2 separate regions of the Mus musculus genome follow, and region 1 is linked to region 2. The links are chromatin loops, found by intact Hi-C in ENCODE. Cell type or tissue: left cerebral cortex. All regions are shown on one strand. Links, peaks and the distances in the headings refer to the core of each region. The heading gives the core; the rest is flanking DNA.

Region 1 (15,155 bases), core at 6,259-10,258, 610 kb before region 2:
CCCCTGCTTGCTCAGCCTGCTCTCTTATAGAACCAAGACTACCAGCCCAGAGATGGTCCTACCCACAAGGGGCCTTTCCTCCTTGATCACTAATTGAGAAAATGTCTTACAGTTGGATCTCATGGAGGCATTTCCCCAACTGAAGCTCCTTTCTCTGTGATACCTCCAGCTGTGTCAAGTTGACACAAAACTAGCCAGTACAACCAGGTAGTGCTAGAACAGGAGCTCTGGTGTGTGGGAACTTGCATCTGTCTGTATGTCTGTAGTGTTGATGAATCTCCATTGTGTACCACAGAGAAGAATTCCTAAGGTTTTGAAATAAGTGATTGAAAATCTGATCTGTTTGTAAGATAAGAATCATTGTTACATGAAGTGAGATGTTTTAATGGCAGAGAAGATAAATCAGGGCAGCTCAGAATAATTATCATGTTGGGTGATGGCTCGGTATACACCGGAGGGTGCTTATGAAGCTAGCTGAAGAGGCAGTGTGGTGATAGGTAGGTGGAGTGCCAACCAAGAATCTTCTCAGTAAGGGTTGGGAGATGGCTCAGTGGATAAAGTGCTCGCCACACAAATGTAAGGACCAGAGCCCACGTAAAGCCAGATAGTAACATATGTCTGTAGTCCCAGTTCACACAATGAGAGAAAATCAGAGAAAAGAGGACCAGCTATCCTAGTGTACAAAGAAGTGAAACTCAGATGGCTGTCTCAAGCAAGGCAGAACAGGAGGATGACACCTGAAGTGCTCCTCTGGCCTCCATACTTGCACTGTGACACGCTCATCCATACTCATACTCAGCAGTACACACTCACACTGAAACTCACACTCAGTAACACACAGACACAGATAAGACCGACACAGATTCCCCACCCGAGCCCCACAGTTTTTTTTTCAAAAGAAAGTAAACTTCCTAGGAAGACCTGGAGATTATTCCTACATCACCCCCTCCTCCATGTGGTTTTATGTCCAGATCATTTATTGTAACTATTTTCACCAAGACACCGAGTCAAACCCTGTCTGCTCTAAAAGTAAAACATTGGCTCTCTGTACCCGCCTTTGAGATTGCACTCTTTTAATCGGCAAGCACCATGTTCTCCTGTGGATGCGCAGGCAGTTATTAAAAGGAGACAGTGTTTTGCTTTTTATACACAACACGCTGATGTCAGCAAACTAGCCTGGAAAGATACAGTCAGGGCTGAAGCTCCACTGTATCCCTCGTCTCCCACGGTCTTGAAGGACCACTCAAATTAGGCTCCAAGTCCTTTTGGGTCTGGCTTTGTATTTTTCCCCATCATTAAGTCAGAGTATTACAGGCCTGGGACAAGTATTTATACAGGATGACTCTGGCATTTCTCACAGACCCCTCCTTTTCTTACCCTTCCTAAAACCTATATAACCAAATATCTAAAGATGGACTCATATTTTTTTCAGCTCAAGTAAAAAAAAAAAATACTCTGCTTCTTTGACAAATACCAGGGAAAAGATTTAACAATACTAACCATGCTACAATACTTCCTCATCGCAAAATCATCTGTATTACAGCCAGCCTTTGCTTTTCACTGAGCATGCCATTTGGCCCTGTTCCTGTCAGTGCATCTGCTCAGTAGATGTTACACTAACCTATTGTCTCCCCAGAGGGTTAGCAGACGCGTTCTTCTGAGCCTCTTTCTAATGTTAACCTTTTTTGTTGTCTGGGAAGTGGTGACAAGCCAGGTTGCATTACCAGGCCAACATAGTGTGGGGAAGATTAACCCTAGCGAAGCCAAGTGGATCCAGCCTCCCATCCTGTCCTGATCCTTTGGTTTCATCAAGGCAGGAAACTCTCCATCCAGGACAATCCAGGGATGGCCTGGGCTTTCTGGCTTGCTTCAATGCAAAAGCATCTCTGGGGAGTAGACTTACTGCTGTGCATTTTGGGGGAGGAATAAAAAGGAGGAAGGTAGCCTTTCAGGTAAACAGTCATGTGTTCCCCCTTAGGAGCAGAATCAACATGCATACCACTTCATCCTGACCTGATTAATGAGAGTCATTTTCCTGCTGACCCATGGGATCAGCCCACCCTTGTTTCCACATGTGGATGTCAGTAAAATCTTTGATAGGACGTCTTAAGGACATAGATTTTGGATCTAGTGGCCACAATGTTTTCTTGTCTGCTTGGCACATACTTGGAAAACATTTTTCCTCTCTTCTGCTTGCAACAGGATCTCTCTCTCTCTCTCTCTCTCTCTCTCTCTCTCTCTCTCTCTCTCTCTCTCTTACACACACACACACACACTCACACACATACTCATTCACACACACATACATACACATACACTCATACACATACTCACACATAAATACACACACATACATGCATACTCACACATAAATACTCACACACACATACTCACATACATACTCACACATAAATACTCACACACACATACTTACACACATACTCACACATAAATATACACATACATTCATATATACACTTATAACCCCACACAATCACATATACATGCTTACATACTCACACATGCTCACACAAACATTCTCACACACTCATACACACATACACACACTCACACACAAGTTTATACCTAAAAGAAGAATGAAATTATCCTAATTATACTTCTCCTTAGATAGCTGTCTCAGAATCTTTGGGCAATGCATTCTCTTTAATTTTTTTTGCTTGAGTTCTACACATTCTACGATCTATTAAATACTGGACTTGATTCAATGTTTTCCAAGTAGGGTGATTGTATGAAGTGGGTGTGCTAATGAGTACTGCTTCTTTCTATGAAACCAACTTGTTCTAAGGGAACAAAGAGTGGCTTGATGTATTCGTTCATAAAACTCCAAATACATGGTCAAATCTAGTGCTGGCTAGACTCAGGGAGTCTGTCTCTGGGTCATATTTATAATTCCTGTTCTCATGGGGCTGAGGCATGTTGATTGCTGCAGTTTAAAGGCCAGTCTGGGCTATAGTATGATTTCTAGGATGGCCGATGCTACTGTGAAGATCCTGTCTCAAAAACAGAAACAAAACAATTTTTTATATCTCCTTAATGTCCCAACTCTCCTAGCTCCAAGCAGCATTCATCTATGGGCTCTCCAGCAAGACGACACCTGCAAACAGCTGTATTTTTACTCAGTCTTCATGCTAGCTATCCTCAGAGATAGGACCCTGCCCCCTCTCTCTTAAGAGAAAAGGTCCCTGGGTAATACCATGTTGTTCCAGCTTGGATCATATGTTATTGTTGAGCACTAACCATCACAGCCATTATCTTCATCAGAATAGCTATGATGACTTTGGAGAGATCCCAGGTCTGATGACTATCTCTCAAAAAACCAAACCAAACCAAACCAAACCAAACCAAACCAAACCAAACCAAACAATGGAGTTGGGGAAGGTTACTGGATCTTCATTTTCAATTCCAGCTGCTCCATTCTTCATATCTTGGCCGGTTGCATGTAATTCTACCATAACTGCACGTGATCTCATGGTCTTGGAGAATTGGGTATATAGCCCATGGGAGGACACCATCTATGCATTTATGAGAACTCATCCATGCTGGGTGAGGCTTTTTGGTGCAGCTGCTCTCAGGTTACATATACTCTTGCAACATTCACCTATGCTCTTTAAATGAGCCTATAAACTCACTGGCATCCCGTGACGTACTTGGATTTGTTGATGCTTTTGTTTAAAGACATTTGTTTGTTGTAACCCAGAGAAAGTGTTCCTGTAATACCTGCCCACCACTGAAACAGAAGGATATTATTCTCTTACTTTGTTGTTGCCTGGACAAGTCTTTACGTTTTTCTTGTTGTGATTGTTTTGGTGTGTGCAGTTTACAAACTCACTGATGGACAGCTAGTAGATGATAGATATTTGCTTTGTCACATGACCTTGATCTAAATTCACAGTGCAAGCTTAAGGAAGCATCACACACTTTTGTTGTTGTTGTTGTTGTCGTTTGTTTTATGGCTTGAGGTGTGGTGTGCATGTGTGTGTGTGTGTGTGTGCACGCGTGTGCGTGTGTGTGTGTGTGTGTGTGTGTTTGAGAGAGTCTCTTATGTAGCTTGGAGCTCACCAATTAGAATCTGCTGACTGGCCAGCGATGCCTATCTCCACTTCCACAGTTCTGGGATTACAAGAGATTGCCACTAAACCAGGCTATCTCCCAGTTTTATTCTCTTTTCAAAGAACATCAGTCCAGGCCCTGCTCTGATATCATATCCTTCGTTCTATTCTGCAGCCAGGCCTCCCTCTGACTCTTCTATAGGAACATTACGATGACACTTGAAGCCCATTGGCTAAGTCAGCCTAATTTTCCCACTTCAGGAGCATTAGCATTACATCCAGAAAGTCTCTTTGCTGGATAAAAGGCTTCAGGGATTAGAACCTGGATGTCTATCAGGGAGCTAGTATTCACCACTACTCTGCTTTTCCACATCCCAGTCATACTAAATGTACCCCTGCCATGTTTCTAATAGAATACCCTGTTTCTCCTACCACAGAGCTATGGGTTGAATATGGTGAGTCTCCCACATGAGTTGAATATTCTGTCTACAACTGGTAGGACTGTTGGGAGTGGTTCTAGAAACTCTAGGAAGTGAAATTTAGCTGGAGGAAGTGGACCACTGGGAGGCAGGACTTTGAAAGTTGCCATCTCATCCTCTGCTTCATGAAAGATCTTCTGTCACATGATCCTGCTACAGTGATGCTCTACTCAAGGGCCTGGAGCAAATAATCATGACATTTCTGAAATAGTGAGCAAAATAAATCTCTTCTCGTTGAGTTTATTCGTGTTTGTGCACACATGCACTTGGAGTTGACATTAAGTGTCCTCCTTAATTACTCCGCATCTTAGTTCTGGAGACCCTGAAGCTCACTGACTGTGCTAGGCTGACTGAGCAGCAAGCCCAAGGAGTCTTTCCATCTCTGTCTGTCCAACACTGGAAATGCAGGCACACATCTTCATGCCCAGTTTCTATGTGGGAATCTGAACTCAGATTCTCTAGCTCACAGGGTTTACTCACCGAGTCATCTTTCCAGCCCTTAATTTGTTAATGTGAGGCATCTTCTCTCACTGATGAGAAAGCTAACATACAGCATCTGCTTCATATAGCACAGTTGTCTCTTCTGGCCCAGGACTGACTATATATTCAGCACTCTTTCTTTCTCAGGGTGTACAAGAATACTACATTTCCCAGGCTCCTTTGTTCTCAGATTTGTGTCCCGTGACTGAGTTTAGATAATGGAATATGATGAGAAGGATGCCTTCCACTTCCAGAGTGGAAAGCAAAGTGTCTCGCTTGACTCTTCATGCTCTTGCCTTCTTCTGTGTAGCTGGAAGTGGCTTTAGGACGGTGTAGTCACCATTTGTTGTGTTAAGCCACCGAGAGTTTGGAGGTGCCTACTGTGACACATGACTTAGGTTGACGAACACATATGGCTGTATCTTACCACGAGTTCATCTCCAATCCCTAGCACAGCTCTGGGTGCTAAGTAAGCATTCAGCAAAGGCGTGAAGGAAGGGAAGGGGTGGGGAGGAGAAAGTAGAGGATGGAGAAGAGGAGAGCAAGGGAGGGAAGTGGATAGGAGAGGGCAGGATTGAAAGAAAGGGGAGGTACGTGGAACTGAAGTCTTGATAAATGTTTACAGAGAATTAGATGAATTTGGTGGCCTGGGAGAAGTTAAAGCACTGTGGCATCCAAGACCCCTTATCTACCTCTACACACACACACACACACACACACACAGACACACACACACACAGACACACACACAGACACACACACACAGACACACACACACAGACACACACACACACACACACAGACACACACACACACACACACACACAGAGAGAGAGAGAGAGAGAGAGAGAGAGAGAGAGAGAGAGAGAGAGAGAGCAGTACTTGAAGATGATACCCTCTGGCCTCCTCATATATATGGCTGTTCACACTTGCCCACCTATGGATGTGCCCAAAAAGACATTAAAAAGAACTTAGAAAACAACCATACATTTATATAAACTCTGTTAAACACAATACTTGTTAATTTATGCTACTTTCCACAGGCAGTGAACCACAGCATGAGTGCAGTGTACAGCAACCCAAAGCAGTTACTCTCTGGCACATCCTGTCAGACTTAGCTCCGTCTTTTAAGGGAGCCATGGACACCCCCCCCCCACACACACACACATCAGCACTGTGCTTTGAGCTTGTGTTAACTGCAGCTGGTCTTGCTGTGCCCCTGAGAATGCTGTCATGCAGTCACTGATGGCCACTCCGATGTCACCAGCCCAGGGATACCCGTTTTATAAAAAAAAAAAAAAAGTCTCTAAAAACTAGCAGAAAAAGTAATGGGGTTCATCACGTCTATTTTTTATTCAGATTCTGGATCTTGCTAATCCTCTCCCACATACTGTTTTTCTATGGACCTATATAAGCCTGACCCTCATTTCTGCCTGGGTTCGGCTATGCTACTGTGCCCCAAGCAAAGTGTTGGGCATTTTGACAAAGAATTGCTCCGAAGCTGGGTGTGTACGTGCACTATGCAATCCCTGCCCTGGGAGGTTGAGGCAGGAGGAACATAAGCCCAAAGCCAACTTGAACTACACAGTGAATCCCTGCCTCCCCCCACCATCTCTTCAAATTTCAGAAGGTATCTGCAGGGCCTCAAGCTAAGTGTGGGCTCCCTTTGAGCACAGAGGTCCACCTCAGGAAGCTGGCCCTGGCTCTGTATTGCATGCCTCCACTCTAGAGCCTGTGTGCTGCTGGAGGGGAAAGGCCTCCTTGAGCTCTATGTAGCTGAGATATCTTGCAGCTCCTCCATGGTAAAGAGCCCTCTTTAAATACATGAGAGTCTCCACTCACAGTGCCTAGCGCTATACAAAGTGTAGATCTAGGATCTGGACATTCTTGGAGAGAGATATCACAGTTTGTTTGTTTGTTTTCTTTTTTTAAAGTAGGGTCTTGCTGTACAGTTCAGGCTGCACTCGTGATCCTGCTTCAGCCTGCTGAGTGGGGGGTTGCAGTCACGTACCACCACACCTGGGTCAGAGCGGCATCATTATCTGTCTGGGAGAAAACCAAAGGTTGAGAAACTTAACTTGAAGGCAAGAGCTTAGAGCCAGCCAGAGCTAACACTGAAACCTTTGCTCACTGGCCCCCACACAAATCACTTCAAACTTTGAAAGACTTCCAGCCAGAAAGTGCTGGGATTTAAACATAAGCCTAACACCGCAATCATGGTATTTAATTGGTTTTAATTTTGACCCCCAGTTGACATTTGGCAATATCCATGAAAATTTTAGTTGTTACAAGGAGGTGAAGGCATGGTGGTATGGTGTCTGGTGGGTGAGGGTAAAATATACTGCCAAATGTTCCACAGTGCCCCGGGCGCCCTCAGGACACAGGTGTGGCACTAAGTGTAGACAAGCCTGGCATAGAGGTACCCTTCTCCAGCTTCAGGTCTCGGTGCTGGACAGTACACTTTCTTTTCCTTGCTGTAAACACCACTCTGTGTTTATTTTCCTTAAATTGACTTTACGTTAGTGAATTTAAAAGAACCAACTACACTTTAACACTTCTACCTATGGATTCATCTGGAGGATGTGCTTTTTAAAAAGATGCTTATGGAAACAAGTAAGACACCATTGATAAGTGAGATACCTGTGGAGGGGCCCCATCGTCAGTGCGGGGAGCCATGCTATTGACCTACTTCAGCTCTTTGAAGCTTCTTTATCTCTGCAGACACAGAGGACAAAATCCATCAAATATGTGTTTCTGGAGCAGGCAAGGCTTGCTACCATTTGCCTCTGTGTCATCGCTTCCTTTTCCCCCCTCAAGGCTAACAGTTGCTTGGAAACCTCTTTGAAACCTTAAAAGCCATCTGATGAAGAAGATGAACAAACAACTCATTCGGGGAAGGGCCACTGTGCCCATAATTTAATTTGTTGCATGGCTTATAAACACTGGTTTCAAGGTAGTCCCAGGCAGCCCAGACCCTTCCTTAATTGTTAGCTAGTACGATCGCATGCTTGTTGTGGTAGGTACCGCAGCCTGAAAAATTGAGGCCAGAGTAAAGGAGGTTCTTCTTTAGATATTAAAAAAGGCCTGAGCTGTAATTCTATAGCATCCTCATCTCTTTCACAGAAAAAAAAGCTTTCATAAAGGGCCACAATTTTCCCTGGGTGTGTTCAAGTGAATTTGTTTCTGTAGGGGTTTGGGGAAGAGATCCAATATGATTTTTCCTCGTCTATGGACTTGCCAGCTGTTTCAGTGAGCAACTTTAGAACCTGCCCCTACCCCCAACATAGAAAGAAGCCTTAAAAGAAATATACTTTTGGTCCTGTGTCCTGAACCTATCAGGGGGTAGTGGCTATACAATAACTTGATATGAAAATGGGCATTTTTATCCCTCCAAAGAGTGAAAAGAACAAAGATGATTTTCCTAAATATTTCTCAAAGGCTTGGCACATGGGCTGGAGCAATCCTAGCAGGCACAGGCAGAGCCACTGCAGATAGTAAGGGAACTGAATCAGGGGAAAGCTCCTGGGGAACAGGAGGAGGCTTAGGATTCTTCCAGGAAAAGCAGGCAGGGTGGATCTCAGTCTGCTTCCTTCTGAAGCAAAGCTCCTGCAGTTTTCTTCCCGCAAACAGGGGGCAGTCTCTGTTAATTAAAGCCGGAGAGCCTTGTGCAGAGACCAAAGGCAGATCCAGAAGTGGACTTTCCTATTCATCTTTTGTGTAAGGGTATTTAAAAAAATCATGTTTCAAAGTCTCTTAAACCCCCCAAATCTTGAAATTGTGTGTGTGTGTGTATGTGTAAAACCTACTTTTTTTCTATGAGGTCGCTCATTGTAAAGGATGCCTTGACTCTGGCTGGTGAGCACCGAGGAGGTGTTGAAGCAGGGTTGGAAATGGCAGAAAACTACATTAGTAGTTGGAAAGCTTATTCTGGCCTTGGCTTTACCACTTGCTAGCTAGAGCTCACAACTTCTTGGATCCTAGGAAGCCTGCTGGAAGGTCCCTCCCACAAGCCCAAGTATCTCCCAACCTCAGGGAAGACGGGATGCTAGAAAGCACCCTGCGTGCTCTGGGCATTCCTTTCCTCTTTTTTGTCCCAGATCGAACAATTTCTTAAAGATCTCTTTCTAACCCCTTCATGTCTCTCTCCCTCTCTCTCTCTCTTTCTGGATAGGCATATTCCCATGGGTGCAGGTGTGCACACACATGTGTAGCTGTGTGTGCTGAGGCCAAATGACAACCTCAAGTGTCATTCCTCAAGAACTTAATTTTTAAAAGATTTATCTTTTTATGTGTTTGTGTGAATTTATGTGAAGCAAGTGCATGTGGGTTCCGGTGCAGGCCAGAGAGTGCCATGTACCAGTACTGGAGCTGTAGGAAACTGTAAATCAGCTGATTTGGGTGCTGAGTCCTCTGTAAGTACAGTAAGGGCTCCTAACTGCTCAGCCATCTCTCCAGCACCCCATCCCTTTGTCAGGAGATCCCCCTCAGTAGGTTAAGACAGCTGGCCCAAGTGTCCCAGGGGTCTGCCTGTGTCCTCTCCCCCAGCTATGTGATTCTAAGTATGTGCCACCACACTCTGCTTCCTCATGTAGGTTTGAGGGGGTAAACTCAGGTCCTCTTGCTTTCATGACAAGTAATTTCATGATTCATAACTTGTTAAAAATCTTAATTAACTAAACACCTAGCTAACATACTTCACAATTCGTTTTTGTCTGTGTGCCTGGGAACACAGATTATCAAGGCCATTTTAGTCATGTTATTTACATGGCAGTGCTTGGAGACATTAAAGATAGAAACACGTAATCAAAGGTGGGGTGCATGTCTGTTAGGAAGGGACAGGAAGTGGCCAGTCACAGACTCTGGAAGCATAGTTCCTGGGTAAAATGTCAATAGCTTTCACTCCACAAACTCCCTGGGTAGCTTTCTCATTGCTTTGAGGCTCAGTTTCTCTCATTGCTATTGGGAAGATAATATTAACCAAGAAGCAGAGAATTAAGGGAGCCCCTGAGCTCACTGATTCCTCTACAAGACCCCAGGTTGTCTGGTACTCAGTAGTTATTGATTTTTAATAAAAGCAAGCTTAGGGATTGTGCTATAACTCACAGAGAAATGTCAGCTGCCATCAGCTCCCACACCAATGTTTATGGGATGGACAAGGTGGTAGCAGTTGTGGGTTGCCAGTATGACAAATATGCCTCCCACCCTATTTGCAGGGTCCTATGGTGAGGAAGCTGGTTGGCAGTTCTCTTTCCTTTTCACAGTGGGGGATGGGTTGGAGTACATTCTACTGCAGTCAGTCTTGGCTCTAAGACCTGGTGTGGTTTACCAAGGTGGCCCTGGGCTGCATTTGTAAATCTTCTTTCATCAAAGGGAGGGGGAGTTTAGCCAAACCCTTTGATTTGGAAAAAACTTGCCACACAGTCTTAATAAATCCTCTCATAAATTATCAATTAAGAGGATCCCAGCAGACCATTTTACATGTGGCCCAACTTCGTGGTCCTTTGAAAATTTCCCCCAAGAGTCCTGCAGCTGAAACCAAACAAGAGGAGAGGGAACAGAAAACATTGCTTCCTCTGTGATTCACCCAGCCTACTGCAAAGAGCATACTCAGTTAATACAATTAAAAAACAAAACGCCAGGGCGTGTGGGGATATAAATTTAGCTTAGCAGCTTTGATGTGAATCCTGATTTAGGGGCTATTGAAATCAAATTCAAGTAGAGGGCAGGAAGAAATAGGAGAAATGGTCGAGGGCTTATGGAGGGCTGGGAGGAATCAGTCAGGAGAAAGGAAGAGAGAACAAATTTGGAAAGGTTGAGAAGAGATGCTGGGAGCCAAGGAAACAACCTCGGTGAGGATGTCGGGGAAGGGGGGCTCCGTGGGGACAGGGGACAGCCTGCTCTGGAGACTGTCGCGCGGGCTGCAGAAACGAGTGGCTGAGGATGAGTGCCCAGGCCTTGCGCTGCGCCAAAACTGCCAGCGCAGAGGCGGCGCCGCTGTGTGCCCTCCTGTGGAGCTCAGCGTTCGCTGCGGGGGCGAAGAGGGACAGAAAGCGGCAGGTCCTAAGGGCTAGGGGAGTTCTTAGGAGAGCCCTTCCAGGGTGAGCCATTGCCTTCGCTTTGTCCGCTGACCGCCTCGCCAGACCACCCAGCTTTTAATATGAGTTCCCAAGCCCCTGTTCTGGGGTGCTTACCACAGCCCAAGGGGTTTGACACCTAACCCACCTTCCCAGTTCCAGCCTCTTCTCTGTTCAGGGACTCGAACCATCCCAGGCTCGCGCCAGGCATGAGGTCGCATCCCCGGAAAGGGCAAGGCAGTTCCTGCACGCCCGGGAGGAGGAGGGAGATCTTGTCTACACTGCTTCTAGTGTGTCTTGGAGTGAGCAAGCCATCTAATCTGTCCCGATTCTCCTAGTCACCCCTTCCCTGATCGACAGATTGCAATCGCAGCTCCTGCGCACGCACCCCTAGGGGGGGAAATCGAGGGCGGAACCACCTCTGAGTCTTTGCTTGGGGTGAGGAGCACCTTTCTCCCCGAGAGGGTGCCAGAGGTCCCGGCCGTGGTTCTTTCCACCTGCCGAGAAATCAGAGCTGTTCTTTCGAGCCTGGCAGCGGTGGAGCTTGCTGCTTTTGCCCGAGCTCTCTCTGCACGCCCCCTATTCGCCCCCGCCCGCCCGAGTCACCTCTTTACGCGCCCCCGCCCCTTTCGAGCTAGCGCTCACCACCACCCCTCCTCTATCCGCCCTCCTCCCCTTCCCCCTTCCCTCTGGCCCTCCCTTCATTCCACAAGTGTCGCTTCTCTCTCTCTCTCCAGCGCACTTGGCGTGCTAGAGAGGTGAAGAGCATCCTGCGAGCGAGCGGACGTGGGGAGCCGAGTCCCGGGTGGCGGGTGGAAGGGAGTTACGGACACAGCGACTCTCTCCTGTTTTCCACCCCCGCCTCCCCCGGTGGCCAGCAGGACCTGCACCCCGCGCTGGCCCCCGCTCCTGCTCCGTCCCCGCCCGGCCCCGGCGCGCTCCTCCCCGGCCGGCCCCCTTCCTCGGCGCGCGTCGCGCTGGAGGCGAACGCAGTCTGAGCCGAGCGCAGTGGCCGCCGACCACCGAGCGCCCCGCGCCGCCTCCCTGCATGTGCGGCCAGCGGCGGCCCGCAGCCCCCGCCAGCAGCCTCGGCAGCTTCGGCCGCGCGTCCAGAGGCGGCGGTAGCGGCTCCAGCGGCGGCCGAGCGCTCCAGCCCGGGTTGGGAGACACGATGCGCCGAGTCCTTCGGCTGCTTCTCGGCTGCTTCCTCACCGAGCTGTGTGCCCGCATGTGCCGGGCGCAGGAGCGATCTGGGCACGGGCAGCTAGCGCAACTGGGCGGCGTACTGCTGCTCACAGGGGGCAACCGCTCCGGAGCCGCCTCCGGAGAGGCCGGCGAGGGCGTCGGGGGCTCGGACGCACCGCCGACTCGAGCGCCCACGCCAGACTCCTGTCGGGGCTACTTCGATGTCATGGGCCAGTGGGACCCGCCGTTCAACTGCAGCTCGGGCGACTTCATCTTCTGCTGCGGGACTTGTGGCTTCCGGTTCTGCTGCACGTTTAAGAAGCGGCGACTGAACCAGAGCACCTGTACCAACTACGACACGCCACTCTGGCTTAACACGGGCAAGCCCCCAGCGCGTAAGGATGACCCCTTGCACGACCCCACCAAGGACAAGACCAACCTTATCGTCTACATCATCTGCGGGGTGGTGGCTGTCATGGTGCTGGTGGGCATCTTCACCAAGCTGGGGCTGGAGAAAGCGCACCGGCCCCAAAGGGAACACATGTCCAGGTGGGCTGCCTCCCCTTCGCCCCCCTCTTTGGGTCCACTTTCCTTTCCCATCCATCTCCAACATTCCCCAGCCGTGCTTCCCTCCACCCCAAGGTCTCCGATTGGGGAATGTCATCCAGGACGACAACTTTCCCTTGTAGCATTGAGCCAAGCAAGGCATTGGGCTCAGCACAGGTGGGAGTGAAGGCCGAGTGTGGAAGGGGAAAGTCTCTTTTCCCCTCGCCCACCTCCTGTTCCCTCTCACCAGATATGATGGTGGGTCTTGAGACACATAGCCGGGTCTTTAAACTCTTGCGTTTTGGGGAGAGGATCCATTTATGGAGGTAAACAGAGGCAGGCGAACCTGAAAGGAAGTGGGGGGGGGGGCGTGTATGATCCGTGTGCTTGTGTGTTGGAGGGAGGGAGGAACGGAGGGAAAGAGTGAGTACCTCCTGCAACTTGTACACTAGCGAAAATGAAGCAAAGGTTAGGGAGAGTGCACCAGAACCAAAGCCTCCTAGTGCTGGCGCTTCCCCAGAGCTTTGAGGGTCCTTGATTAGAACCTCTTCTTTCCCCATTCCATTTCTCCCTCACCATCTATTCCTCTCTGTGCTGCAGCCATCACAACGCTGCACACCTTGCCTGGCCTGGAGATGACTCCACGGGCCCCCTCCACCCTTCAAGCACCTTGATTCATCAACTTTGCCTTTCCCTTTATTCATTATGCAAGTCCTATCACTGGCAAAGTCGCAGCAGATGGGAGAAAGCATTTGGGGATTAAGGGAGCTATTTGCCTTTTTGTTTAACCCCTCCCCCAAGTGTCTAAAATGATTCCCAGAACTCAATAACTTTGGAGGTGAAGGATGCAGAGTAAGCCAGGAGCCAGGGGAGAGATGCTGGGTTAGCATGAGGTCTGAGTGAGAGGGATGCAAGGAGAACTGTGGGCCAGATGACAGCAGGATGGCTGGAGCCAAAGTCCAACTGATTTTAAGTCTGGGCATTGAAGTCACAGTGTTCTCTTCACTCTCCAACACCCTCCTCCCCCACGTAGGGTGTGTGTGTGTGTGTGTGTGTGTATGCGTGCTAGCTCACAAGTGCGTGTGTGCATGCTATCTGTGTACATGCCTAAAAATCTGAACAAAGAGACCTAGCAAAAATAGGCAAAGGAACATTACCACCCCACTGGTAATCATTTTCTGTGTATATGATGAGAAAGAGTATCCAATGAGTTTTTCCTTTTCCCAGAGATAAGGGATCTGGAGGGAAGGTGGGGAAGTTCTGCTCAGTTTGGGTTAGTGGTAGATGGTGTTTTCTTGGGGCACAAAAATAAGCTCCCAGGGCACCCAGGAAACTGGAACCAAGAAAAGGTGCTGACCCAGCCTACCTCCTGCTACTCCCAGGTGCTCTACCTCCAGCTTCCCAGGGGGTTCACTTTAGGAGAGCTCTATCCAGGGACATCTTCTGTTGTCCTTAGGGTGAGAGTGAGAAATGGATGCAGGTCTGCCCTGGATGCATGTTGCCATGCAGGGAGCCAGTACTCAGACAGGAAAGCTGTCTTGCTGTCACCCTAACTTGGGCTGAAATCTCCCCCATGCCTTTTTGCTAAGTTCTAGAGTTTCCCTTTTTGGGATTTGGTGGGAAGAGGAGCTACTCCTGGCAGGTTTGTGGGTGAGGCTACAGCTTCAAGTTCCCGTGGATTGGGTGCGCAGGTCAACCTCGCTCTCCATTGATACTCAGAGGCTCAGTGGGAACTCAGTTTCCTGTCTCAACCCCTCCTCGCAGGCAGCTCTTTTTAGAGGCATCAACTCCAGTTTTTTCTGCAGATTCTAAGTAAAGTCTGTTTGGAGGCCACATCCAGGAGTACCCAGAGCTAGGTACTTAACTAGGTTCCTCCTATAAACATTCATGAATTTTAAAATTCAGTGGAAGTGCCTGGCCTTGGCAAGGGAGAAGACTGGATTATGTCACAGGCAGCTTCTTAGATATGCTTTTCAAGCAAGCATGCTGCTGTTTGAGACCACCTGTACTGCAAGTCCCTGTTGCCAGGGGCCCCACCCCCTTTGACTTTAAATTAGAATGTGGGGTGGGAGCCAAGCACCAGGGCTGGCAAAGCTCTCCAGGTGATTCTCATGTTCATTCAAACTCTGTGAAGAGACCAGAGCGAACACCTGCTGGGCACAGGGCTAGGTGCCAGGCACTGTGCGGTGTGTGTGCCTGTGTGCTTGTGGGTGCGTGCGTGTGTGTGTGTGTGTGTGTGTGTGTGTGTGTGTGTGTGTGTATAAACTCAGCTCTCCCAGCTAGCCTATGACATGGCTGCTATTTTAATTCCCTATTTTCAT
Region 2 (15,155 bases), core at 4,969-8,968:
TTGCTTTGGACTCTAACAGAGATTAAAACAAAATAAAGTAGCATTGTTAATGTGGACCTTAAGAGAGCTTGTCTCAACCTCCCTGAATATTCTCTCCCTCTCTTCCTCTCCCTCTCTCTCTCCCTTTCTTTTAAGATATTGAGAGACTGACACAGAAATGTGATTTTCATTATATTAACTATCACATCACCCAATAATATCTCCTTTAAAAATGACAGATACATTTGCAATCAAATTTACTGTGTGTCTGTCAACTCTTGTAGTTGGATTTGAAAGGAGGAGAGACACGGCCTTCAAAGACCTTAGCAGAGTCTGACCTAAATGTTAGGTTGACCGTGGTCGTTATGTCTCCATCTGTGCCCAGTAATGTAATTATCATCTCTCATGCCATCCTGGTCATCACAAAGGCACCTTCTGATGCTGCCCAAGTCACAGACTTACCTGTCAACTTCTTCATTTCCTAGTCTGTGATCGAACTAGAAAGCAGAGCATCCTCTTATGAAGGGTTTATGTAAGGGGAGACCATCTGTGACCCAGCTCCAAGGCAGGCCACAGACACTTTTCTGTCCTCTGTAGTTACTGCTCATTCACGGTTCCAGATGTTGAACCAAAGTGATTTCTGAGGTCACCTCTTCAAAATCTGTAAGCATTACAGAACTGGAAGAGACAAATAAAACAGCATTGTTCCTTGGGTGGAATCAATTTTTTTCTTTTTAAAAATTTATTTATTTATTCACTTTACATACCAATATCAGCCACCCCCACCCCCACCCCCTGGCACATCAAGTCACTGCAGGACTAGGAGACCCTTCCCACACTGAGGCCAGACTAGGACGCTCAGTTAGGGGAATGGGATCCGTGGACAAGCAAGCAGGCAACAGATTCAGGGACAGCCCTGATCCAGTTGTTGGGGGACCCTCAAGAAGACCAAGCTACACATCTGCTCTGTGTGTGTGTGTGTGTGTGTGTGTGTGTGCTCATGCACCTATGCACACAGATGTATTTGCATGTATGTTAGCAAGCATGTCTAGGCCAGAGGTTCTAGACACTCTCTGGCTGCCTCTGGCTGCTGTTCCTTAGACACCCTTTACCTTGTTTATAGAGACAGAGCCTTTCACTTTGCTTGGAACTTTCTGATTAGACTAGGCTGATGACCAGTGAACTCCAGGGATGCCCTGTCTGTACTGCTCCAGAGCTGGGATTATAAACACATTCTACCACATTCAAAATTTATTAATGGGCATTGGGTATCTAGCTGGGATCCTTACAGTGAAGTGCAGGGTATGCCCTTCACTAGCTGAGCTATATCTCCAATCCCGGGTTTGAAGAAGTTTAAGATGAAGTAGACCCCAGTGCTGCTGGTATGTCTGGTGTACTGGGCTTTTGTGGATACAGTTGACTGGACAGCATAATGATAGCCTAAAGGTAACTACCATAGATTTATAGAACACACATCAGTTTAACACAGACTTGCATACCTCTTCTAATTAAATCTGAAATCAGTCAGAACTTTATGCAAAAAAGATGCTCATGAAATAACAAAGAAGAAGGAGGAGGAGGAGGAAGAAGAGGAGGAGAAGGAGAAGAAAAAGAAGAAAAAAGAAAAAAAGTGAAATATTTTGAAGGCATGTAATATGAACCTTCCAAAGAGTGTATGCTAGGACATAATGTATGTCCCAATGATGCATTTAAAATATAGAATATAAAATTGAGTTTATAGTATGATCTTAAGAGAACAATTGAAAATGTAAACTGAAGGCATTGAAGAGTGAACCTGTGTGCATGTATACTTCTGGACTTGTAGGTTTCTCAGGGCTTAATCTCTTCCTTCTAATATTTGTCTTTTTGTCTACACTTTCTATAGCTACATTTACTCCTTTCATAAACTAAACAAATATGTTTTAAAAATGTAATCTTTGGGGGATGGAATCAGAGAAGTGTTCTCAGTTCTGGAGTGATGGAAGCCATCTGTCCTGTAATTGTCAACACAGAGATTCACTGGGTGGTACTACCATCTTGTCCAATGTCTATTTTGTCTTGATGTTGGTCAGCCCACTCCGCTCATTCATACAGAGCTCCCTCCTTGCTTTTTGCTGTAATATTTGTGAGGAGTACTGTTTCCATATGGTTCTCAGCACCCCTGTTAAATTGCTCCAACCTATATGGCACCAACATTACCTTTATAAAAAGCAAAACAAAACAACAAAAAAAGCCACTTTATCTGTTTTCTACATAGCTGTTCAAACATAGTCCTCACTCAAAGCTCATATTTGGCTGTTTAAGTTTCAGAGTATCCTCAAGGGCTTAATTTTCTTTTAATTATTTTCCATCTTCAAAATTTAGGCTAGGTTAGCATCTTCTTCATAGGGTTATGTTGAACAAATTAGCATAAGTACATAAGTACTTGCCAACAGGTGAAGGGCTAGCTTTATCTGTGAAAAGACTCCAAGAGGTCATGGAATTTGTCTAGCTACACTTTAATATAGATCTTTCCAAGCTCCAATCAGCATGTCTTTTAAAAAATATGTTTTTAATTTTATTTCATGAAGATGAATAATTACCTATATGTAAATACGGCAATGCATGTTTAGTGCCTGCTAAGAGGGTAGGGTGTCAGATGGTTGTAGGCTGTCTGGTATGAGTGCTGGAAACCAGAACTGGGTTCTATGCATACCTTCTTTATGGTGATAACTGTCTGTCCTATTAGACTAGAACATTTCTGAAGGGTCAGGTATCATCAGCACCGATAGGTGGATCAATTGATTATTCATGCAATAGATATCCACAAAGCACAAAGAACATGCTGTCAGCATCTCCACTTTTTTCTTTAGGCTTTATCAGCATGGAGAAAACTCAATTTCTCTGTATGCCCCACACATGTGTGTGCCCCTGCTTGTCAACATTAGGGAAAAGTCTCAGGTGTCCTTCTTCAGCGCCATCCAGATTTTTTGGTTTTTGAAGCAGGCCACTGACTTGCCCAGAACTTACCAAGCAGCCTACTCTGACTAGCAAGTGAATCAGGTGAAACTCCAAGATCCCTGATTCCCAAAACAAACAATCAAATGTGAGCATGCACATCTCTCAGGCAGCTTCCTTTATACAGCTTGCTCCCTGATTGGGGGCAGAGGGGACAGCCATAAATAAGCACATGGGAAATGAATGATGATTGTTGGTGCTGACAATTATCTGAAAAGAACCAGCATGATATGGCAACATAATATGACAGAGAATAATTACGATAAATGAATTATTTTTAAATGAATCAGGCAGGCATGGTATCAAAATTAGGACTTGGAGACAAAGAAGGAGCCAGCCACACAAAGAGCAAAGGAGATAACTTCTATGGGGAGACAACATAAAGCCGCTATGTTGAATGTTCATTGCTGGGTTAAACACTTGAGATAACAGGTTTAAAGGAGGAAAGATTTATTTTCGCTCATGGTTTTAGAGTTCTTAGCCCATGGACTATAGTGACATTGTCCCTGGGTCTGTGGTGAGACAGTGTGTCGCAGTAGAAGCATGTAGTAGCCGCAGTGAAATAAACTATTAGGCTCATGGCAGCCAAGAAGCAAAATCAGGAAGAAAGGAGAGGGCCAAAGTCACCTCCAGCAACCTATTTACTGTAGCTAGGCTCCACCTCCCAAAGTTCCAGGACCTTCCAAAATTAGCATCACCATATGAGGACCAAGCTTTCAATATGAGCCTGTAGAGATTTTTTTTTTAATTTAAGCAGCACCCTGGTTGGAAATTGTTGTGCATGTTGAAGAACTCACAGGAAGAGAGCACAGCAGTAGCAGAATGCCTGAGGAACTTCCAAAGCATGGGCAGGCGTGCAGCTTTGAGGGACCTGTAGGGATGCCAAGAAGGTTGTCAGGGCATAGGGGCGTGGCTCAGAGGTCAAGGCACTTGCTAAGAAAGCCAGAGAACTGCAGTTCAGATCCCCATGAGGACTGATTCCAGGCTCAGAAGGCAGAGACAGGGATCCTCAAAGCAAGTAGGCTAGTAAGACTATAACCCAGTGAGTTCTAGGTTTTACTGAGCGATCCCGGGCTTAGTTAGGACTATTACTGCTGTAATAAAACACCATGAACAAAAGCAATTTGGGGAAGAAAGGATTTATTTGGCTTACATATCCCAAAACACAGTCCACTGAGGAAAGTCAAGGCAGGAACCTAGAGGCAGAAGCTGATACAGAGCCCATGGAGGGTGCAACATCCTGGCTTGCTCCTCATGGCTTGTTCAAACTGCTTTCTTATAGAACTCGAGGCTACCAGCCCAGGAATGGCCCCACCCACCGTGGCCTGGACCCTTGCACATCAATCCCTAATTAAGGCAATCTCTTACAGGCTTGCCTACAGTCTGATCTTATGAAGGTTTTGTTTTTTGTTTTTTTGTTTTGTTTTGTTTTGTTTTTTGTTTTGTTTTTTTTTTTTTTTTTTTTTTTTTGAGTCTCCCTCTTCTCAGATGGCTGGAGCTTGTGTCAAGTTGGCATAAAACTAGCCAGCACACTGTCTTGGAAAGTAAGTTGGAAAAGTAGTCATAAATGACCCACACAGGTGTTCACACACATGCAAAATATGTGTATACCGATGCATATCATGCACACACACACACACTCCACCCCCCCACCACCCCACCTCACACCACATTTTGGAGCCCCAGATGCCAACTGACTTTATTTAAGAGAGGTCTTTGTTCTGTGCATGAGTTTGAGCTTTACATAGTAGTTACTGCTTTCACTTTTCTGGCTAAGGTCTTGGGATTTGAATCCACTCACATGGCTTCAGGGAGGAAGAGAAAGGCGAAGGGCATGTGGAGGCTGCTTCTGCAAAGCAGTATGTCAGGAGGCACTATGGGGATCTTTTGTTTCATCAAGTTAGTTTTCCCACTGATTCTCCAATACCTCTAATTCTGGGTGTCACCAGGAAATAGGTGTGCTGCAGCTTGGTGACAACCTTTTTCAGTGTCTATGGCAACCTGGGGCTGGGGCCATTTTTCTTTCATCAAAAGAAAGGACCGGCTTCCTGAAGATAAGTAAAACCCCATTGTTGCTCTCAATTCTTATAAAGCATGCACAAGGGTAATAAAGATTCAGTTGAATACTACTAATGATATTGCATGAAATAACACAAATTAAGCAAGCCACTTCTCTGCAGCCTGGTTATAGATGCTTCTGGATGAAAATGAAAAGACCAGCTTTGAGCTGTGGCCTCCCTTCTTATGCCAGTCATTCTTTCTGATGGTGACAATGGTAGACCCCGCCCCCCTGTGTGTCTGTGTCTGTATGTGTCTGTGTCTGTGTCTGTGTCTCTGTGTGTGTGTGTGTGTGTGTGTGTGTGTGTGTGTGTGACAACTATGCAAACAACTGATCTCCAAGTTTGTGAATTAGAACGACTTATCTTTGTTCCTGAGAAGAACAATGCTACTAAACAATGCAGAGTTGGCAGAGGAAGGAACACAATTGGGTAGCAACTCCCCAGACTTGCAGATCCCATAGGCATGACTCTTCTTCCTTTCTTACTCCTTGGACAGAGTTGTTTTCCACGTGGAGGCTGACCCCACCACTTAACATCACAGAAAGCTTTCCAGACTTTAGGTGGACTTTGAGATGAATCCTATAACTCTCATCTTGCATTTTATATCTTATTTTATTGCTGGTTCCTTCTATGTTTTGTACTGTGGGACTTTAGAGTATTTGCTTGGTAGGTGCTATAGTCTTGTCTTATCCTGTGTCTTATCCTGCTTTCTTTTAAAGAATGCATGCTTAACTTCCAAAGTTTGCCTCAAGAATGCTCTCAAGGATAAAGCATTCCTGGCTCCCTACGTAAAACTGTTCTCATTTTTGCAATACAGGAATGTGAAGATTTGAATAGCAATTGTCCTAGCAAAGGCTCCCGTGTTTGCTGCTGGTGGTCCATCAGGTGGCACTATTTTGAGAGGGTAGGTAGAACCCACTTGGGGAAGTAGGTCAACTGGTAGGGCAAGCTGTTGGTAGTATCTTATCCTTGTCCCCTCTCTGTCTTGCTCTTTCCCATCTACGGTAATGTGTAGGTAGGGAATGCTATCCTCAACATGGTAGACTAAAATTCCTGAAATCATGGGCTAAATCAGATCTTCCCTCATTAAATTGTGTTCTAGTGTTTTGGCTCAGTGGAAGAATCTGCTCTGGGGTAAATATACCAACTCATCTGGCAAAGGGCAGAAGTGGGTTGATTTTTGTTCCTGATCGAATTCATTGGCTTGACTTTATCAGATGATAGTGAACTTCATGTAAGCACAGGTTGGAAGTACAGTGGGTCCCTGAATCTAAGATCCTGGAAAAAGCTTGGTCTGACCAGTTGGAGAATGAGGGACATGCAGAGAAAATCTCAGTTGTCCCAGTCGTGTTATTCTAGACCAGCCAGCTCCTAGTCAACTTCAATTGGAATATGCAGAACTGAGTTCCTAACACTGGGTAGACCTAACCAAGAGAAGCCCAGTAAATAGCCATTGCTGCACCACTGCGTTTAGTGAACTCTGCTTATGTCAGTTGGTAGCAGCACATACTAGGGAAGGGTGATAGTTGTCCATCAAAGGGCAGGATAAACCATAGCTCACTTCAGTCTAAGCAGTGTGTGAGTCACTATCCACAGCTCATCATTTCTTTCTGGTAAAGAACAGCAGTCTGGTTTGATCTAGACCCTTCATTTATAGGTATGTCAAATAAACAACTCCTCTTGTTCAAGCAGTGAAAGGCAAGGAGCTGTCCACACCCCTGTGATTTTTTTGCAGGGGACAAGGAAGTCCTTTTGTATGGGTTGCCTGTAAGATGAGAGAAAAAGCAGATGGCTCCCCCTACAGGACATATCTGACCATCCACACATGGTCACAAAGATTGCCCTTTCCTGAATCACTATCCTGTTTCACAATGAGGGTATGCTGGTGTGAGGAAGTGCAACAGAAGCTGTTTTCATGTGAACCCCTAAGGAGGTGATGAGTTGGGGTGATACAAGCAGAGGAGGAGGAACCAACAGCACTGGCCAAGTAAGACATTGGTGTTTGCCTTCACAACCCCAGCTCTTTCAAGTATTAAATAAAGTTGATTAAAAGAAATAAAGAAAAAAGTGCTAGACAAAATGTAGGGAGTACTTGGTACATGCTGCTATAAAAACCATGGATCCCTCTTAATAGTGCTACTATTTCTACTTCTTTGCACAGAAAGAAATCAGCTCAAAAATCACACATTACGGAATGGAACTGGGATTCAAAGGCAGTCTTGTGCCGATACCCATGTTTTACCTAGCTTGCAAGAGCCATGGGAAATTTGAAGTGTGGTATATGGCATTAAGCATTGATCTCCATCACTGGCGATGGACAGAAGAAAGAATGTCTTCCTTTATAACCTATCATGAAGCTCCCATATTGGAGCTGCTAGACCTACACTCCTCGCCCTAAGCGTGTGTAAGTCTTCCTTATAGCATCCTGAATTCTGCCTATGTTTTTGGTTCATTGTACTACTTCTATGACAGAAATGCATTCAGCTCTCATGTGTGTGTGTGATGCATGTGTGTGTGAGTGTGGGATTGCACATGCTACTAACTTTGTGGAGATTAAAGGAGATCTCTTGAATGGGTTCTCACCTTCCCCCCTGTTGTTGCAAGGACTCTTATTGTCTCTGTCTCTCTGCACACTGCAGAATAACTGGGCCACAGGGTTCCAGCCTCCTTTCTCTGTCCTACATCTCACTATAGGTTGCTGGTACTCTAGGTCATCAGGCTTGTGAGGCAAGTTCTTTGTGCCCACTGAACCTCCCGGCCAGGCCAGCTTTTCCCATTTATTTTCTACCCATGCCTTGTTCATATTCTCCTAATTTAGCCCATTTGGGTTTTTTTTTCCATTTTTTATTAGGTATTTAACTCATTTACATTTCCAATGCTATACCAAAAGTCCCCCATATCCACCCACCCCCACTCCCCTGCCCACCCACTCCCCCTTTTTGGCCCTGGTATTCCCCTGTACTGGGGCATATAAAGTTTGCAAGTCCAATGGGCCTCTCTTTCCAGTGATGGCCGACTAGGCCATCTTTTGATATATATGCAGCTAGAGTCAAGAGCTCCGGGGTACTGGTTAGCTCATAATGTTGTTCCACCTATAGGGTTGCAGATCCCTTTAGCTCCTTGGCTACTTTCTCTAGCTCCTCCATTGGGAGCCCTATGATCCATCCATTAGCTGACTGTGAGCATCCACTTCTGTGTTTGCTGGGCCCCGGCATAGTCTCACAAGAGACAGCTACATCTGCGTCCTTTCAATAAAATCTTGCTAGTGTATGCAATGGTGTCAGCGTTTGGATGCTGATTATGGGGTGGATCCCTGGCTATGGCAGTCTCTACATGGTCCATCCTTTCATCTCAGCTCCAAACTTTGTCTCTGTAACTCCTTCCATGGGTGTTTTGTTCCCAAATCTAAGGAGGGGCATAGTGTCCACACTTCAGTCTTCATTCTCCTTGAGTTTCATGTGTTTAGCAAATTATATCTTATATCTTGGGTATCCTAGGTTTGGGGCTAATATCCACTTATCAGTGAATACATATTGTGTGAGTTTCTTTGTCAATGTGTTACCTCACTCAGGATGATGCCCTCCAGGTCCATCCATTTGGCTAGGAATTTCATAAATTCATTCTTTTTAATAGCTGAGTAGTACTCCATTGTGTAGATGTACCACATTTTCTGTATCCATTCCTCTGTTGAGGGGCATCTAGGTTCTTTCCAGCTTCTGGCTATTATAAATAAGGCTGCTATGAACATAGTGGAGCATGTGTCCTTCTTACCTGTTGGGGCATCTTCTGGATATATGCCCAGGAGAGGTATTGCTGGATCCTCCGGTAGTACTATGTCCAGTTTTCTGAGGAACCGCCAGACTGATTTCCAGAGTGGTTGTACAAGCCTGCACTCCCACCAACAATGGAGGAGTGTTCCTCTTTCTCCACATCCTCGCCAGCATCTGCTGTCACCTGAATTTTTGATCTTAGCCATTCTGACTGGTGTGAGGTGGAATCTCAGGGTTGTTTTGATTTGCATTTCCCTGATGATTAAGGATGTTGAACATTTTTTCAAGTGCTTCTCTGCCATTCGGTATTCCTCAGGTGAGAATTCTTTGTTCAGTTCTGAGCCCCATTTTTTAATGGGGTTATTTGATTTTCTGAAGTCCACCTTCTTGAGTTCTTTATATATGTTGGATATTAGTCCCCTATCTGATTTAGGATAGGTAAAGATCCTTTCCCAATCTGTTGGTGGTCTTTTTGTCTTATTGACGGTGTCTTTTGCCTTGCAGAAACTTTGGAGTTTCATTAGGTCCCATTTGTCGATTCTCGATCTTACAGCACAAGACATTGCTGTTCTGTTCAGGAATTTTTCCCCTGTGCCCATATCTTCAAGGCTTTTCCCCACTTTCTCTTCTATAAGTTTCAGTGTCTCTGGTTTTATGTGAAGTTCCTTGATCCACTTAGATTTGACCTTAGTACAAGGAGATAAGTATGGATCGATTCGCATTCTTCTACATGATAACAACCAGTTGTGCCAGCACCAATTGTTGAAAATGCTGTCTTTCTTCCATTGGATGGTTTTAGCTCCCTTGTCGAAGATCAAGTGACCATAGGTGTGTGGGTTCATTTCTGGATCTTCAATTCTATTCCATTGGTCTACTTGTCTGTCTCTATACCAGTACCATGCAGTTTTTATCACAATTGCTCTGTAGTACAGCTTTAGGTCTGGCATGGTGATTCCGCCAGAAGTTCTTTTATCCTTGAGAAGACTTTTTGCTATCCTAGGTTTTTTGTTATTCCAGACAAATTTGCAAATTGCTCCTTCCAATTCGTTGAAGAATTGAGTTGGAATTTTGATGGGGATTGCATTGAATCTGTAGATTGCTTTTGGCAAGATAGCCATTTTTACAATGTTGATCCTGCCAATCCATGAGCATGGGAGATCTTTCCATCTTCTGAGATCTTCTTTAATTTCTTTCTTCAGAGATTTGAAGTTTTTATCATACAGATCTTTCACCTCCTTAGTTAGAGTTACGCCAAGATATTTTATATTATTTGTGACTATTGAGAAGGGTGTTGTTTCCCTAATTTCTTTCTCAGCCTGTTTATTCTTTGTATAGAGAAAGGCCATTGACTTGTTTGAGTTTATTTTATATCCAGCTACTTCACCGAAGCTGTTTATCAGGTTTAGGAGTTCTCTGGTAGAATTTTTAGGGTCACTTATATATACTATCATATCATCTGCAAAAAGTGATATTTTGACTTCCTCTTTTCCAATTTGTATCCCCTTGATCTCCTTTTGTTGTCGAATTGCTCTGGCTAATACTTCAAGTACTATGTTGAAAAGGTAGGGAGAAAGTGGGCAGCCTTGTCTAGTCCCTGATTTTAGTGGGATTGCTTCCTGCTTCTCTCCATTTACTTTGATGTTGGCTACTGGTTTGCTGTAGATTGCTTTTATCATGTTTAGGTATGGGCCTTGAATTCCTGATCTTTCCAAAACTTTTATCATGAATGGGTGTTGGATCTTGTCAAATGCTTTTTCTGCATCTAACGAGATGATCATGTGGTTTTTGTCTTTGAGTTTGTTTATATAATGGATTACATTGATGGATTTTCGTATATTAAACCATCCCTGCATCCCTGGAATAAAACCTACTTGGTCAGGATGGATGATTGCTTTAATGTGTTCTTGGATTCGGTTAGCGAGAATTTTATTGAGGATTTTTGCATCGATATTCATAAGAGAAATTGGTCTGAAGTTCTCTATCTTTGTTGGATCTTTCTGTGGTTTAGGTATCAGAGTAATAGTGGCTTCATAAAATGAGTTGGGTAGAGTACCTTCTACTTCTATTTTGTGAAATAGTTTGTGCAGAATTGGAATTAGATCTTCTTTGAAGGTCTGATAGAACTCTGCACTAAACCCATCTGGTCCTGGGCTTTTTTTGGTTGGGAGACTATTAATAACTGCTTCTATTTCTTTAGGTGATATGGGACTGTTTAGATGGTCAACTTGATCCTGATTCAACTTTGGTACCTGGTATCTGTCCAGAAATTTGTCCATTTCGTCCAGGTTTTCCAGTTTTGTTGAGTATAGCCTTTTGTAGAAGGATCTGATGGTGTTTTGGATTTCTTCAGGATCTGTTGTTATGTCTCCCTTTTCATTTCTGATTTTGTTAATTAGGATTTTGTCCCTGTGCCCTTTAGTGAGTCTAGCTAAGGGTTTATCTATCTTGTTGATTTTCTCAAAGAACCAACTCCTCGTTTGGTTAATTCTTTGACTAGTTCTTCTTGTTTCCACTTGGTTGATTTCACCCCTGAGTTTGATTATTTCCTGCCGTCTACTCCTCTTGGGTGAATTTGCTTCCTTTTTTTCTAGGGCTTTTAGATGTGTTGTCAAGCTGCTAGTATGTGCTGTCTCCCGTTTCTTCTTGGAGGCACTCAGCGCTATGAGTTTCCCTCTTAGAAATGCTTTCATTGTGTCCCAAAGGTTTGGGTACGTTGTGGCTTCATTTTCATTAAACTCTAAAAAGTCTTTAATTTCTTTCTTTATTCCTTCCTTGACCAAGGTATCATTGAGAAGAGTGTTATTCAGTTTCCACGTGAATGTTGGCTTTCCATTATTTATGTTGTTATTGAAGATCAGTCTTAGGCCATGGTGGTCTGATAGGATACATGGGACAATTTCAATATTTTTGTATCTATTGAGGCCTGTTTTGTGACCAATTATATGGTCAATTTTGGAGAAGGTCCCGTGAGGTGCTGAGAAGAAGGTATATCCTTTTGTTTTAGGATAAAATGTTCTGTAGATATCTGTCAGGTCCATTTGTTTCATAACTTCTGTTAGTTTCACTGTGTCCCTGTTTAGTTTCTGTTTCCACGATCTGTCCTTTGAAGAAAGTGGTGTGTTGAAGTCTCCCACTATTATTGTGTGAGGTGCAATGTATGCTTTGAGCTTTACTAAAGTGTCTCTAATGAATGTGGCTGCCCTTGCATTTGGTGCGTAGATATTCAGAATTGAGAGTTCCTCTTGGAGGATTTTACCTTTGATGAGTATGAAGTGTCCCTCCTTGTCTTTTTTGATAACTTTGGGTTGGAAGTGGATTTTATCCGATAATAAAATGGCTACTCCAGCTTGTTTCTTCAGTCCATTTGCTTGGAAAATTGTTTTCCAGCCTTTCACTCTGAGGTAGTGTCTGTCTTTTTCCCTGAGATGGGTTTCCTGTAAGCAGCAGAATGTTGGGTCCTGTTTGTGTAGCCAGTCTGTTAGTCTATGTCTTTTTATTGGGGAATTGAGTCCATTGATATTAAGAGATATTAAGGAAAAGTAATTGTTGCTCCCTTTTATTTTTGTTGTTAGAGTTGGCATTCTGTTCTTGTGGCTGTCTTCTTTTTGGTTTGTTGAATGATTACTTTCTTGGTTGTTCTAGGGCGTGATTTCCGTCCTTGTATTGCTTCTTTTCTGTTATTATCCTTTGAAGGGCTGGATTCGTGGAAAGATATTGTGTGAACTTGGTTTTGTCGTGGAATACTTTGGTTTCTCCATCTATGGTAATTGAGAGTTTGGCCGGGTATAGTAGCCTGGGCTGGCATTTGTGTTCTCTTAGTGTCTGTATAACATCTGTCCAGGCTCTTCTGGCTTTCATAGTCTCTGGTGAAAAGTCTGGTGTAATTCTGATAGGCCTTCCTTTATATGTTACTTGACCTTTCTCCCTTACTGCTTTTAATATTCTATCTTTATTTAGTGCATTTGTTGTTCTGATTATTATGTGTCGGGAGGAATTTCTTTTCTGGTCCAGTCTATTTGGAGTTCTGTATGCTTCTTGTATGATCATGGGCATCTCTTTTTTTATGTTTGGGAAGTTTTCTTCTATTATTTTGTTGAAGATATTAGCTGGCCCTTTAAGTTGAAAATCTTCATTCTCATCAATTCCTATTATCCGTAGGTTTGGTCTTCTCATTGTGTCCTGGATTACCTGGATGTTTTGAGTTAGGATCCTTTTGCATTTTGTATTTTCTTTGACTGTTGTGTCGATGTTCTCTATGGAATCTTCTGCACCTGAGATTCTCTCTTCCATTTCTTGTATTCTGTTGCTGATGCTCGCATCTATGGTTCCAGATCTCTTTCCTAGGGTTTCTATCTCCAGCGTTGCCTCGCTTTGGGTTTTCTTTATTGTGTCTACTTCCCCTTTTAGTTCTAGTATGGTTTTGTTCATTTCCATCACCTGTTTGGCTGTGTTTTCCTGCTTTTCTTTAAGAGCCTGTAACTCTTTAGCAGTGCTCTCCTGTAAATCTTTAAGTGACTTATGAAAGTCCTTCTTGATGTCCTCTATCATCATCATGAGAAATGTTTTTAAATCTGGGTCTAGATTTTCGGTTGTGTTGGGGTGCCCAGGACTAGGTGGGGTGGGAGTGCTGCGTTCTGATGATGGTGAGCGGTCTTGATTTCTGTTAGTAGGATTCTTACGTTTGCCTTTCGCCATCTGGTAATCTCTGAAGCTAGCTGTTTTAGTTGTCACTGTTAAGAGCTTGTTCTTCAGGTGACTCTGTTAGCCTCTATGAGCAGACCTGGAGGGTAGCACTCTCCTTAGTTTCAGTGGGCAGAGTATTCTCTGCAGGCAAGCTCTCTTCTTGCAAGGCAGGTACCCAGATATCTGGTGTTCGAACCAGACTCCTGGCAGAAGTTGTGTTCCACTCACTAGAGGTCTTAGGATCACGTGTGGAATCCTGTGTGGGCCCTTGCGGGTGTCAGGCGACTCAGCTGGCAAGGTAGCCGGGGCTCGAGTGGAGTGGAAGGGGTTTGTGCCCCAGATCAAGCCCGGGTAGCCTGCTTCCCTATGTACCGCAGTCTCAAGTTCCACGCGATTGGATTGGGGTAGGCGCTGTGTTCCACTCACCAGGGGTCTTAGGGTCCCGTGGGGAGTCCCGTGTGGGCCCTTGCGGGTGTTGGGCAAGACTCTGCTGTCAAGGTAGCCCGGGGCTCGAGTCTCGAGTCGAGCGGAAGGGACTTGTGCCCCAGATCAGGCCCGGGTAGCCTGCTTCCCTATGTACCGCAGTCTCAAGTTCCGCGCGATTGGATTGGGGCAGGCACTGTGATCCACTCACCAGAGGTCTTAGGGTCCCGTGGGGAGTCCCGTGTGGACCCTTGCGGGTGTTGGGCAAGACTCTGCTGGCAAGGTAGCCCGGGGCTCGAGTCTCGAGTCGAGCGGAAGGGACTTGTGCCCCAGATCAGGCCCGGGTAGCCTGCTTCCCTATGTACCGCAGTCTCGAGTTCCGCGCGATTGGATTGGGGCAGGCACTGTGATCCACTCACCAGAGGTCTTAGGGTCCCGTGGGGAGTCCTGTGTGGACCCTTGCGGGTGTTGGGCAAGACTCTGCTGGCAAGGTAGCCCGGGGCTCGAGTCTCGAGTCGAGCGGAAGGGACTTGTGCCCCAGATCCTTGGGTTTTTTTTTACAGCAGTATATTCCCAAGTACTAAAACTACACAATTATACTTTATACATTAGTATTTATACTTTAATTCATCATATGTATTTATATATATTAACATATACATTATATACATTAATATATATATATACTTTATATATTAATATAAGTGTGTGTATGTATCTAAATTCCTCTTTCAGAGAAAGTGTTCCTTCTGTTCAGTATTTTACAGTATGCCCTACACCATCTTTTGTCTGAATTTATACTCTAGTAAATGAAAAAAAAAAAAAAACCTTCATTGTCCTAAGCCATTTTCTACAATTTCATAGTCACTCAACAAGGACTACTTACTTCTACAGTAAACAAAGTCAAATCTTATATTGTTGTTCATCTCCAACTTCATTGGCTTTGAGTGTGACTCTAGTGTTTGGTATTTGCCAGAATCTACATAGGAACCAATAAAATGGAACCTACAAAATTCATGCAAATATGTGTGTTGTGGATGAGAGAAGTGAGTAGAAATATTCATTACCATGATCAACAGCATGTTTAGGAAGTGTCTCCCGGGTCACAGCTGAATGGCATTGTGCACATGGAAATCGATAATCACGTGCATGCAACCTTTTGCAAAGTGCCTTCCAGTGCTAAGATGCAAAAACATGAAGCCAAGTACTCAATGCTATTAAGTCCTCTTGGAGTCAGAGCATT

Evidence for each region. A loop is a pair of places that touch in the nucleus more often than their neighbours do. Peaks named below come from ENCODE experiments on the same cell type or tissue, not always from the same donor. Only the 100,000 strongest peaks of a DNase experiment are listed, where the experiment ranks them.
Region 1: a loop joins it to region 2, with 2.6 times the contacts of the local background. A loop is called at or near these places in 3 of 42 quality-filtered maps.

What each region holds. Positions count from the first base shown.
Region 1 is chr16:11,972,307-11,987,461 of GRCm38, forward strand. Gm32278 (predicted gene, 32278) reads right to left here and starts at 11,439. Exons shown (of 2, transcript NR_155455.1): 1 at 11,252-11,439; 2 at 6,359-7,075. Shisa9 (shisa family member 9) reads left to right here and starts at 11,807. Exons shown (of 5, transcript NM_028277.2): 1 at 11,807-12,837. The coding sequence starts at 12,275. In left cerebral cortex, for the core only: a CTCF peak has its summit at 8,650; a DNase peak (open chromatin) is centred at 8,649.
Region 2 is chr16:12,582,239-12,597,393 of GRCm38, forward strand. Gm45919 (a long non-coding RNA gene) reads right to left here. Exons shown (of 6, transcript XR_875919.2): 4 at 442-657. Among named protein-coding and RNA genes, the nearest start is that of Gm45919, 94 kb to the right of the region's middle. In left cerebral cortex, for the core only: a CTCF peak has its summit at 6,835 (motif pointing left); a DNase peak (open chromatin) is centred at 6,812.